Regions from separate parts of the Homo sapiens genome. Here region 1 is linked to region 2. Evidence: read pairs that join two places in POLR2A ChIA-PET (ENCODE). Cell type or tissue: PC-9. All regions are shown on one strand. Links, peaks and the distances in the headings refer to the core of each region. The heading gives the core; the rest is flanking DNA.

Evidence for each region. ChIA-PET counts read pairs that join two places held together with the same protein. Peaks named below come from ENCODE experiments on the same cell type or tissue, not always from the same donor. Only the 100,000 strongest peaks of a DNase experiment are listed, where the experiment ranks them.
Region 1: POLR2A ChIA-PET joins it to region 2 with 6 read pairs; 2 of 35 experiments call an interaction of 5 or more read pairs at or near these places.

What each region holds. Positions count from the first base shown.
Region 1 is chr16:71,488,397-71,493,775 of GRCh38, forward strand. ZNF19 (zinc finger protein 19) reads right to left here and starts at 928. Exons shown (of 6, transcript NM_006961.4): 1 at 876-928. In PC-9, for the core only: no CTCF peak of the experiment used is centred there; no DNase peak of the experiment used is centred there.
Region 2 is chr16:71,380,020-71,385,398 of GRCh38, forward strand. CALB2 (calbindin 2) reads left to right here. Exons shown (of 11, transcript NM_001740.5): 5 at 2,700-2,756; 6 at 3,348-3,425; 7 at 3,951-4,006; 8 at 4,320-4,359; 9 at 4,764-4,817. It overlaps LOC105371332 (a long non-coding RNA gene), which reads right to left and starts at 3,814. Exons shown (of 5, transcript XR_933714.3): 1 at 3,591-3,814. In PC-9, for the core only: no CTCF peak of the experiment used is centred there; DNase peaks (open chromatin) are centred at 3,222 and 3,570; H3K27ac peaks cover 305 bases.

The DNA.
Region 1 (5,379 bases), core at 235-5,234, 110 kb after region 2:
AAAGACACACAGATTCGAAACTCAGAACAAAACTGTTACTATCTGCAGGCAACATGATTATCTGTATAAGAAGTCCCAAAGAATCTACAAAACAAGCTCCTAAAATTAAAAGTGAGTTCAGACTGGTCACAGTGGCTCACGCCTGTAATCCCAGCACTTTGGGAGGCCGAGACAGGCGGATCGCCTGAGGTCAGGAGTTTGAGACCCGTCTGACCAACATGGTGAAACCCCGTCTCTACTAAAAATACAAAAATTAGCCGGGTGTGGTGGCAGGCACCTGTAATCCCAGCTACTCGGGAGGCTGAGGCAGGAGAATCACTTGAACTCGGGAGGCGGAGGTTGCAGTGAGTAGAGATGGTGCCATTGCACTCCAGCCTGGGTGACAAGAGCGAGACTTCGTCTCAAAAAAACCAAAACAAACTAACAAAAACATAAAAACACTATGGGACAATGGCATTTGTTTGGACACAGGTCTCCAAATCTGCCTCTTCAAAAGAAACAGACACTGCAACTGCAAGAGCCTTGGTTAAAGACTTAAGCCGGCCCCAACTAAGAGTGGGGATGGCTTCCCTAGGAGGTAGGAATCAGCTGGAGTCCTTGCCTCTCCTGGTGCCCAGGCAGTGCCATCTGCAGACACTTCTGTCATCCTCCCATCCTTGGGGGGCTCTTTCTCCAGCTCCAGTTCGTGAGCGGCAAAGCTTGCAGCTGTACAGCCTCCAAGAGCAAACAGCCCAGGTCCCACCCGGCCACAATTGTATAGTGACGCCCTCCCCGTCCCCTTCTTTGAGCTGCGCTCAAAGGACCAGCCTGGACTGCTATGCTGTCTCACTCCCAACCCAAGCTCCGCCCAACTGTGGGTCCTTGCACTTTGGCACCTTTGAGCGCGGACTCAAAACAGGCCAGAAGCGCACCGCTAGCGAGAACGGTTAGGAGGCCGGAAGTGCGTCACGCTTGTGGGGCGCTTGGAGGCCAGAAGTGCGTCATGAGCACGGCTGCTCTTTCTACGGTGCAACTTTTCCGCATCTCGGTGTTTCCGATTGGGAGACATCCTCTTCCTTTCCTTGTACACACTTTTTTCTCTCCTCAGGAACCTCACGCCTGGGTCATTGTCCATTTGGGTGGGTCAAGAAAGCGATCGCTTCTGCCCGGGAGCAGTTGATTGTCAGGAAGGAATTCGTGATAAAACCGCCATCACCACAGGCCTAGATGGTGGCCGGTGTTTCCTGGTTGCTTACTGGTCTTTCTGAGTTCTGGTTCACTCGCAGTGAATCAACTTCCTTTCACAAGCTCTGCCACTCACGGGCCATTGAGGAAGACCCTTGTGTCTCTGAGCAGCTTTTGTCTTCTGTAAAATGAGCCAGTCAGATTATACCATTCAAGCTGTCTTTAATTCCATGCACTGTAACCTCCAATGGTTTGCCACTACCCCTGGAGTCCAAGTCACCATTCAAGGCTCCTCAGACCCTTGCCCTCCTTCCCCTCTAAATGATAAAGAAAATGCCAAAAGCGCAGGGCATATGGGCTAAGAGAGATAGCTCTAAAGTGTTAGTGCCTGTGGCTTTCTGGGTCCACAAAAGAGAACTCTGGCCAGGATTTTGCTGGACTGTCAAAACGTTTGTGATCACTGTCACAGAATTACAAAACAAACTGGGGACTTAGAGCTTCTTAGTCCCATCTCCTTTACAACAGTATGACATAGTGGTAAGGAGCACAGCCTGGCATCAGGATGCTTTGTTTCAAAGGCCAAAGGACCACTCTGTGACCTTTGGTGCATTACTTAACCTGTAAGTGTCACATTTATTTCTAAAACTAGGATAATAATAGTATTTATTCCCCGGATTGTTGTGAGGATTAGATGTTAGTACATGTAAATCAGTACAATGTCTAGCACATACTAAACACTCACTAGATATTAGTAATTATTACACTCACTAGATATTAGCGATTATTAATAGCTTAGGAATTGAGCCTGAATAGGCTCTGGAGTTAATCCAGTATTCAATCTTTTTATTAAAACCTTTGAAAATGGTTATAAACCTCAGTGGGTTTGGGCATCTGTACACTTTTTACTACCAGACTAGATAGTATAAGCAAAGCCTGGTGGCAGTTCAGGGTTGGTTCTTAGAAGATCAGAGTGCTAAAATAGCTAGCTCATCATGAGCTGAGGACTTCCAGGATGACTAGTTGGACTTGCTGTTCAGTTGGGACTTCAGCAACACAAGTCCAGACAAATGGGACCATGATCCAGGTCTTCAAGAGCAACCCTCAGGCTTTCTGCAGAGTGTAAACTCCTCAAGAAAGAGGCTTTTCTATCTTGTCCATGACTGTATCCTGAGTTTCTAGAATAGTGTTTATAACACAGTTCATGATCAATAATCATTTTTTGATGAATAAAGAGTTGGACATATATGATTATACTCCCTTACTATAAGGGAGAGTGGGACAGATAATACAAGCACTCAACGCAGAATGAATCATGAGTAAGAGAAAACCAAGACTCAAAGAGTTTCAGTAAGGCCACAGCATATAATAGGTATCAGAGTTAAGATTTAAACCCTAGATTATTTCCACCATGTCAAACTGGCTTTCCAGAACAATATACTAAGTGGTATTCCAAGTCCCAATACGCCTTTCTATGCTCTCACACCGTGGACACAAGCTTTCTGACCTCAGTCCCTTCAGGAAGAGAGAGAGAGAAGAGCAACAGTAACTGTAAGAGGAAAAATCATCAAATTCTGAAATAAGGGCCAAAGAACCATATAAGATGACACGAGTCCCATTTTACAGATGAGGAAACTGAACACAGAAAGATTAAATAACGTGCTCAAAGTCATGCACAGCTCTTATGTGGCAGAGCCAGAATTCAAACCATGATAGTTTGGCCTCAGTATACACACATAAGCACTCTATCACTGCCTCAGATACGTAGTTCTGTGTCTCATAGTGAAGAAGTTGAAATATGTTAAGCCAAACTAATGTTTCCAAGCCTCCATTTATTAACTGTGATTTGGGGCAAGTTACCTAGATTCTCTGTGCCTTCAATTTTCTCACCTATAAAATGGGTACAATATTAATACCTACTTTGTAGGCTGTTGAGAGGATTAAACAACATGTGAAAATCATTTATTTTCATATCTAACTTATTGTAAACATTCGCTACATTTCTAATTAATTGATTGTTTCATTTTTATTTAGTTTTTTTTTTCTTTAGAGTAGGGGTCTCTCCATGTTGCCCAGGCTGGATTTGCACTTCTGAGCTCAAGTGATTCTCCCCAATCAGCCTCTCAAATAGCTGGGTATATAGGCATGTGCCACTGTGCCCAGATAAGGTATAATTTAAGTTCAGTAAAGAGTACAAATCTTAAGTGTAAAACTTGATGAATATTTATATATGTAACTTCAACCTGATCAAGATATAGAATGTCCCCAGCACCCCAAAAACCTCTCTGTTATACCCCTTCCTAGTTGATAGCCTCCCCAAAATAATCACTATTCTGACCTCCATCACCTTAGCTTTACCTGTTTTTAAACTTTATATAAATGGAATCATATTGTAATAGAACCATGCAGCTCATTTCTTTAATCTAACATAATATCTTTGAGATTCATCTATTGGATATAACTATAGTTCATTCATTTTTATCATTGTTTAATGGTTCATTGTTAAATAAACCACATTTTTTTACCCAAAAAAATCTACTGTGATGGACATTTAGTTTTTTTTTTACTTTTTGGCTCTTATGAATAACCTTGAAGATTATTTATGAATAACTGCAATAAACATTTTCACACGTCTGGTGAACATAAGCTCTTATCTTTCTTAAACATACTTAAGAGTGAATTTGCTGAGTCATTGGATATCATACATTTCGCCTCAGTCAATAACTGCCACCAGACCAGGTGGTATAAGCAAAAAGATAACACAACTTTATTACTATTAATAATTTTTTCTTTTTTAATGTTTTAGAGATGGGGCCTTGCTATGTTGCCCAGGCTGGTCTTGAACTCCTGGGCTCAAGAGATCCTCTGCCTCAGCCTCCCAAAGTGCTGGGATTACAGGCATGAGCCACCATGCCCAGCTAATAACAATTCTTAATATCCTTTAATACCCAGCCATAATCCATTTTCCCTGATTGTCTCAAAAATGTCTTTTTACAGGTGGTTTATTCTAATCATGACCTAAACAAGGTCCTTACGCTGCATTTAACAATATGTCTCTGAAGTCTCCGTGTAAAATGCAGTTTTTCAGTGTGCTTGTACCAATTTCCTGTTTAGTAGCAGCATATGAGAGTACACTTGTTCTACATCACACTCAATAAATGTGAACCATTATGAGAATTGTAACTCTAATTATTTGGTGAATCAGAGGAGGAAGGCTAAAATTATACTGGGTTTTGCCTGGGGTAACTGAGTAGGTGGTGAGGTTTCAGGGGGAGAGGCGGACAAGCAATAATGAGTTTTTGGTGTCTGCATGGAAATACATCTAGTTGGACATGTCATCTGAAGCCCAGGGGAAAGTGCAGGGCAGAGGTAGTGATATGGGTGGATAAAGATGTAAGACCAGATGGGATCACAATGAGCCAACAGAGAATTTGTAACCAAACAGCCTAGCCTGAAAATGCATTTTAAAACCTTTTTTCTTTTTTCTGTTTTTTCCCTAGTCTCAAGATATAACCTTGAAGCTTACTGCATATATCATTGTTTTCTTCTCCTTAGTCTTAAAGTACAGCCTTGAAATTTACTTTCTTTGAAACACCACGTCCCTCCCTTTCTTACCATACACTTCCTTACACCATGCACATTTTTATCTAACTATATGCTGGTATCTAATTATGTGATTACTTAGAAATTCCAGGGGCTAATCTTGAAACAGACCAAGCATAGGGACCCAGCTGCAAAATTCCAGAAATTCAAGGCAGTTAGAAAATAACCTGGCCATTGTTGAGATGATGCCAGCCCACACTCTAAGTGGACCACAGCTCAAGATAGCCACTGGAACAAGACACGTAGACCTTGTACTCAGTACCCCTCTCACATGCCTCCCATTCCAAGTTCCCTTTTTTAAGCCCTTCTCCTCAGCCTAAAATTTGAAGTGGTTACCTTGGATGTGAATCCAGCCACTTCCCCACTGCAAGTTTTGGTAAAGAATAATGTCACTTTCTTTCTATCATAGCTCGCTCTTGTTATTGGATTCTGCAAGCAGCAAGCGGCCAGACCTGCCTTCGGTTACAAGTTCAAAGGCCCAGATGGTTCATTTAAATAGAATAGGGGCCTAAGTTTCTGTATTTTTCACATGTCCCCTGGATGATTATGACACACATTAATGTTTGAGCACCACTGATGAAAGCAGTGGGTTAAGGAAGGAACCCTAGAAAGCAA
Region 2 (5,379 bases), core at 217-5,216:
GTGTTGCTTTTGTATCAAGTTTTCCAACTATAGAAAAGGGAGCATCATGCCTGACTCCTTTCCTGATAGAGAGACAGCCAAAAATTGGCCTCTATTCCACCTCTGGTCTGGAAACAGGGATGGTGGCACCTTGTAGGGGGGGCAGGGATGCTTACAGAGGAGCTAAAAGCATCTCCCCGGACCCTTTTCTCTTTCTCAAAATCATTAGTGGCTTCTCTCTGTGCAGCTGACAGGATTTCTTTCTTTTCTTTCTTTCTTCTTTCCTTCCTTTTCTTTTTTTTTTTTTTTTTTTTTTTTTTTTTTTTTTTGAGACGGAGTTTCGCTCGTTGCCCAGCCTGGAGTGCAATGGTGCGATCTCAGCTCACTACAACCTCCGCCTCCCGGGTTCAAGCGATTCTCCTGCCTCAGCCTCCCGCCGAGCTCGGATTACAGGCAGGCACCACCACTTCCGGTGAATTTTGTATTTTTAATAGAGACGGGGTTTCTCCATGCTGGTCAGGCTGGTCTCAAACTCCCGACCTCAGGTGGTCTGCCCACCTTGGCCTCCCAAAGTGCTGGGATTACAGGCATGAGCCACCATGCCCAGCCTCAGGATTTCATATTCTTACATGTATTTGTCCTTCTAAGTCCCAGCATAACTGCAGAGGAGACATGCCCGCCACGGTTTCTGGGACCCCACCCTCCCACAGTACTGTCCCACTGTCCCCTCCTGGGGTCTGTTCCATTTGTTCCATTTTTACCAGCCAGAAGCCTGAAATGGTCCCTCAGTAGCCCTGAAAGGCTTGTGCTCTCAGGTAGCTCCCATCCCAGCACTCAGCACAACAACTCCTAATTTTAGTGATGCCTCAGGATTTCTTTGAGATTTCACAAAGCCCAGGTCTCTTGAACTCTTTTCCTTGAATGAGAAGAGAAAGGATGCACTGATGATGATGAGCACAAGTGCTGGATGGGGAGAGGAGGCACGTGGGGGAGCCCAGAGCTGGCATCCTGGCGGGGTGCATGGTCGGAAGTGGACCCGCTGGCAAGATGGCTTGGGAAAGCAGCCGCTGGTGCTTTGCTCTGTGCAGGGACTGGGGTTCCTTCAGGTTATTGCCCTTTTAGGCAACTTGGAGGGGGTGTCTTCCTCTTCTCAGTAAAGACTCAACTTAGACAAACTAAACTGTAATGCACTAAGTGCCTGCGAGTTGTTGGTGAAGTCATATTTGGAAATCCTCACATATATTTTAGTGCCTTTTCAAGGGCAGACTTTCTGGCTATGGGAAGGAGTATTTCAAAGAGTCTAAGGCATTTTTCTGCAGAGAAAAGACACTCTTGTAATCAAATACCATCGACCTAAGTTGCATATAGTACAAATCTACCCTTTTCTTGGGATTTGCTCCTGTCTTGTGACAAAAAAAAAAAAAAAATCAGGACCAAAATTTCTGAGCCCTGTCACCATGAAAATTACATAACATTGTTTGCTGGTGTTTAAAAAGAGACATTTTCCGTAAAATATAACTAAACTCTAAATGTCCATAAACTCTAACACTCCTGACAATAAAGGGGCACATGCAGTGGAGAAGTGGGGGGAGGCAGGGGATAAGATGTAGGAAAAGGATTAGTGGTTGCTGGCTCCCAGAAAATCAAGTGTTGCTGGTCTTCAGGTGTGTAGTTTGGAGCTGGGGGAGAAGCGAAGAAAAGTCAGGAGAACAAAACTTGAAAGAAAATCTAGGAGCCAGGCATGGTGGCTCATGCCTGTAATCCCAGCACTATGGGAGGCTGAGGTAGGAGGATCACTTGAACTCAGGAGTTTGGAGATCAGTCTGGGCAACATAGTGAGACCCCATCTCTACAAAAAAATAAAAAATTAGTTGCGTGTGGTGGTGCACGCCTGTAGTCCGAGGCACTTGGGAGGTTAAGCTGGGAGGATCACTTGAGCTTGGGAGGTAGAGGCTACAGTAAGCTTTGGACGCCACTGCACCACAGCCTGGGTGACAGAGTGAGACCCTGTCTCAAAAGAGGAGGAGGAGGAGGAGGAGGAGGAGTAGGAGGAGGAGGAGAGGGGGAGGGGGAGGGGGAGGAAGAAAGAAAGAGAAAGGAAGGAAGGAAGGGAAGAAAGGAAGAAAAAGGAAGGAAGGAAAGAAGGAAGGAAGGAAAGAAAATAAAGGAAGGAAGGAACGAAAGAAAAAAGAAAAAAAAATTAGAAATATGTGGCGCCAAATAGACCAAAGATATAGCGGAACATGGTTCTCCGGGCATCTTTGCCCCAGATGTGGGCAGTCCCCTCCCCTGCACCACTGCCCCTCCTGTGGCTTTCTCTCTTCTCCACCAGATGATGTGGTAAAAGGCAGGGAAGTCAGAGCAGTTGTATACAGGACCATTGGATGAGTTACTTATTGCTGTATAATAAACTGCCCCTAAAACTTAGCAGCCTGAAGCAACAAACATTGATTACATCCCACTTTCGATGGTCAAGAATTTGGAAACAGCTTAGCTGCGTGGTTCTGGCCCAGGCGCTCATGAGATCACTGTCGAGATACTTCCCTTCATTTCCTTCTCTGTGACCTTGAAGGGTCTGGGCTACATCATCTCCATGTCTCCATCCCATTCCGATATTCTTGAAGATCAAGACCCTGGGTGGCCCATTAAAGGGGAATGGAAGGGAGGTGGGTAGATTTTGATACGTCTTTGCAAAGAGGTTGACATTCCTGTTGTTGCAGGCTTGGCGGAAGTACGACACAGACAGGAGTGGCTACATCGAAGCCAATGAGCTCAAGGTAGGATGGGCCTTGGGGAGGGTGTGAGGCCAGAGTGGCGGTGGGCTTAAGGTGCCTGAGGAGGGAGGAGATGTTGGATGAGGGGCATGAGTTTGCGGGCTGCTTAGGAATACTCAGACCTGGCACTGAATTGTTGGACTTGTTTAGAGAAGTCAGGGGAAATCAGTAACATAGAGCTGCCAGGCTGTAGATTTCAACGAAACCCAGCTCTTCTGCACCTCCATGCTCGGGACAGGAGTCCTCCAGGCAATTCCAGAAGATTGGCCTCTGGCTCCTAGGTCCACCTCCAAATTCCTCTGGCTATCACCCAGTGATTCCCCAGGCACTGCTTAGCTCCGTATACTGGTCTCCCAGGAGGCAGAGCCAATCTCTAGCGCCTATTCTGTGAGGCAGGGTTGCACCACCAGCTAGTACAGCCTTAAAAGTCACTCCCCAAGAGTTAGGAATTATGAGGGCCCTGAGTCATAGAACTGGTAGACCTGAAAAACACACACACACACATTGAGAGACTGTCTGAATGAGCAAGTAAGGAAATGAATGAGGGACCGAATGCACGAGTCAGGAGTACTAAAGAGGCCTTTTGTGTTGCAGGGATTCCTGTCAGACCTGCTGAAGAAGGCGAACCGGCCGTACGATGAGCCCAAGCTCCAGGAATACACCCAAACCATAGTGAGTGAACAGAAGTGTCCCTCTCCCCCAGGGTGCAGGACTTGTGCCCCAAGCCACTTGGGCTCTGGTGTGCAGGGTCCCTTGTTTGCTGATTCTTCAGGCCCAAGGGAAGTGATTCACAGTGGCAGCTGGCAAAAAGGGATGCTACTTCGTGGCTTCACATACCCTTTGAGGTCCTGGGTGTGAGCTGACTCGTGGGCCAATGTGATTGTCTGTCTCCATGGCAACCTCTGCAGCTCTAGGAGAGGATGATCTTGGAGAGAGTGGGCCTTTAGTGCCGGCCTGCTGTGCCTCAGCTGCCCCTGTCCCTGAGGAGGGGAGAGAGGAGCAGTGAACGAGTCCCTGTGGTCCACCCAGGGGACCCCCGTGACTGATTTAGCCCATGTTGGTTCTTGGCCCCTACGGACCTCAGAGGAAGCATGAGCACGTGTCACCCGTCCTCCTTCCCATCCTCTCCAGTAAAAGGGGATGTCAGGTCAGAGAAATTCACAGCAAATAACCCAGGCACCTTTCTGTCCCCAACAGCTACGGATGTTTGACTTGAACGGGGATGGCAAATTGGGCCTCTCAGAGATGTCCCGGTAAGCACCTCACCCCCGGGGTCACTGATACTGGCTCCCACAGGTCATTCCTGTGTTATCCGTCTCTGAGATCCATTGGTGGGAAAGTGACAGGTGCGGGTGTCAAGAAGCTCAAGACAAAGCAAGATAGAATTGTGACCGTCAACACCTCACCTTGTCTGTCTCCCTCGTTTTTGAACTTCCCACTGATTCATTATGTGTGAAGTGCTCAGAAATCATTTCTGTAACTGCAGGCACCGCCTCTGCCTTCCCCTCTCCCGCTTGCCCTTGCCTGTGCAGTCTCCTCATCTCTGCTCTAACATTTTCTCCCCAGACTCCTGCCTGTCCAGGAAAACTTCCTGCTTAAATTTCAGGTAAAACTTTGCTTTCCTTCCTTCCCCCTTCCCTCATCCCTCTGAGCCTGGCCCTGCACCCTCCTTCCCCCAACGCACCACACACAACACACTACACACACCCACACACACCACACACACACAAAACACACCACACACACAACACACACAGATCACACACACAAAACACACACAGACCACACACACCACATACACAACACACGCAGACCACACACACTACATATCACACGCACACACCCCACATACACAGAGACATCACACACACCACACAGACCACACACCACACACACAACACACACATCACACATGCACACACCACACACATAAACACACACACACAAACGCACACCCACACACACACCACTGCGCTTCTGCTTCTGTCTTTAATACCCTGGTTCTTGCAGGGCATGAAGCTGACCTCAGAGGAGTTTAACGCGATCTTCACATTTTACGACAAGGTAAGAGAGGGAGTTGGCATGGCAGGGAAAATCAGAAGCCCATCAGCCCGTCCAGAAGGGCTCAGCTTCATCCCTGGGAAGAGACAGCTTTCCAGGGGTGGCCTGGGCCGTGTGGTTTCTTCCTGCCGCATCTTCTGCTGTATGAGAAGGCAAATGTCATTCTCCACCGGTGGCCTATGGAGCCCAAGGGGTTGGTTTCTGCAGAGTGCAGCCGAGAATCGTTGGGGGAGGACTATGCTTAGAACTAGGGTGTGACCACGCTGTCGGGAGCCAAAGGGAAGAGACACTCAGAACTGCCCTGGTGCCAGATCACAATTCTGCCCAGGGCCAAGTCTTTCTCTGGGAAGTTGGAAGTTAGATGATCTCCATACCCACCCCTCCCTGGGCTGTCCCCTGCCCACATGACTCCGGTGGTTTTCTTCATAACCAGTGTTGGAGGTAAACTTTAAATAGCCCCCGGACTCAGGGAGTTAACCAAATGCTTCTTGAATCTCACTTAAATTTTCAACGCACATGAAAAGCACCACAATGAAAGGCTACCCAAAGCTTGCACCCACTGCCA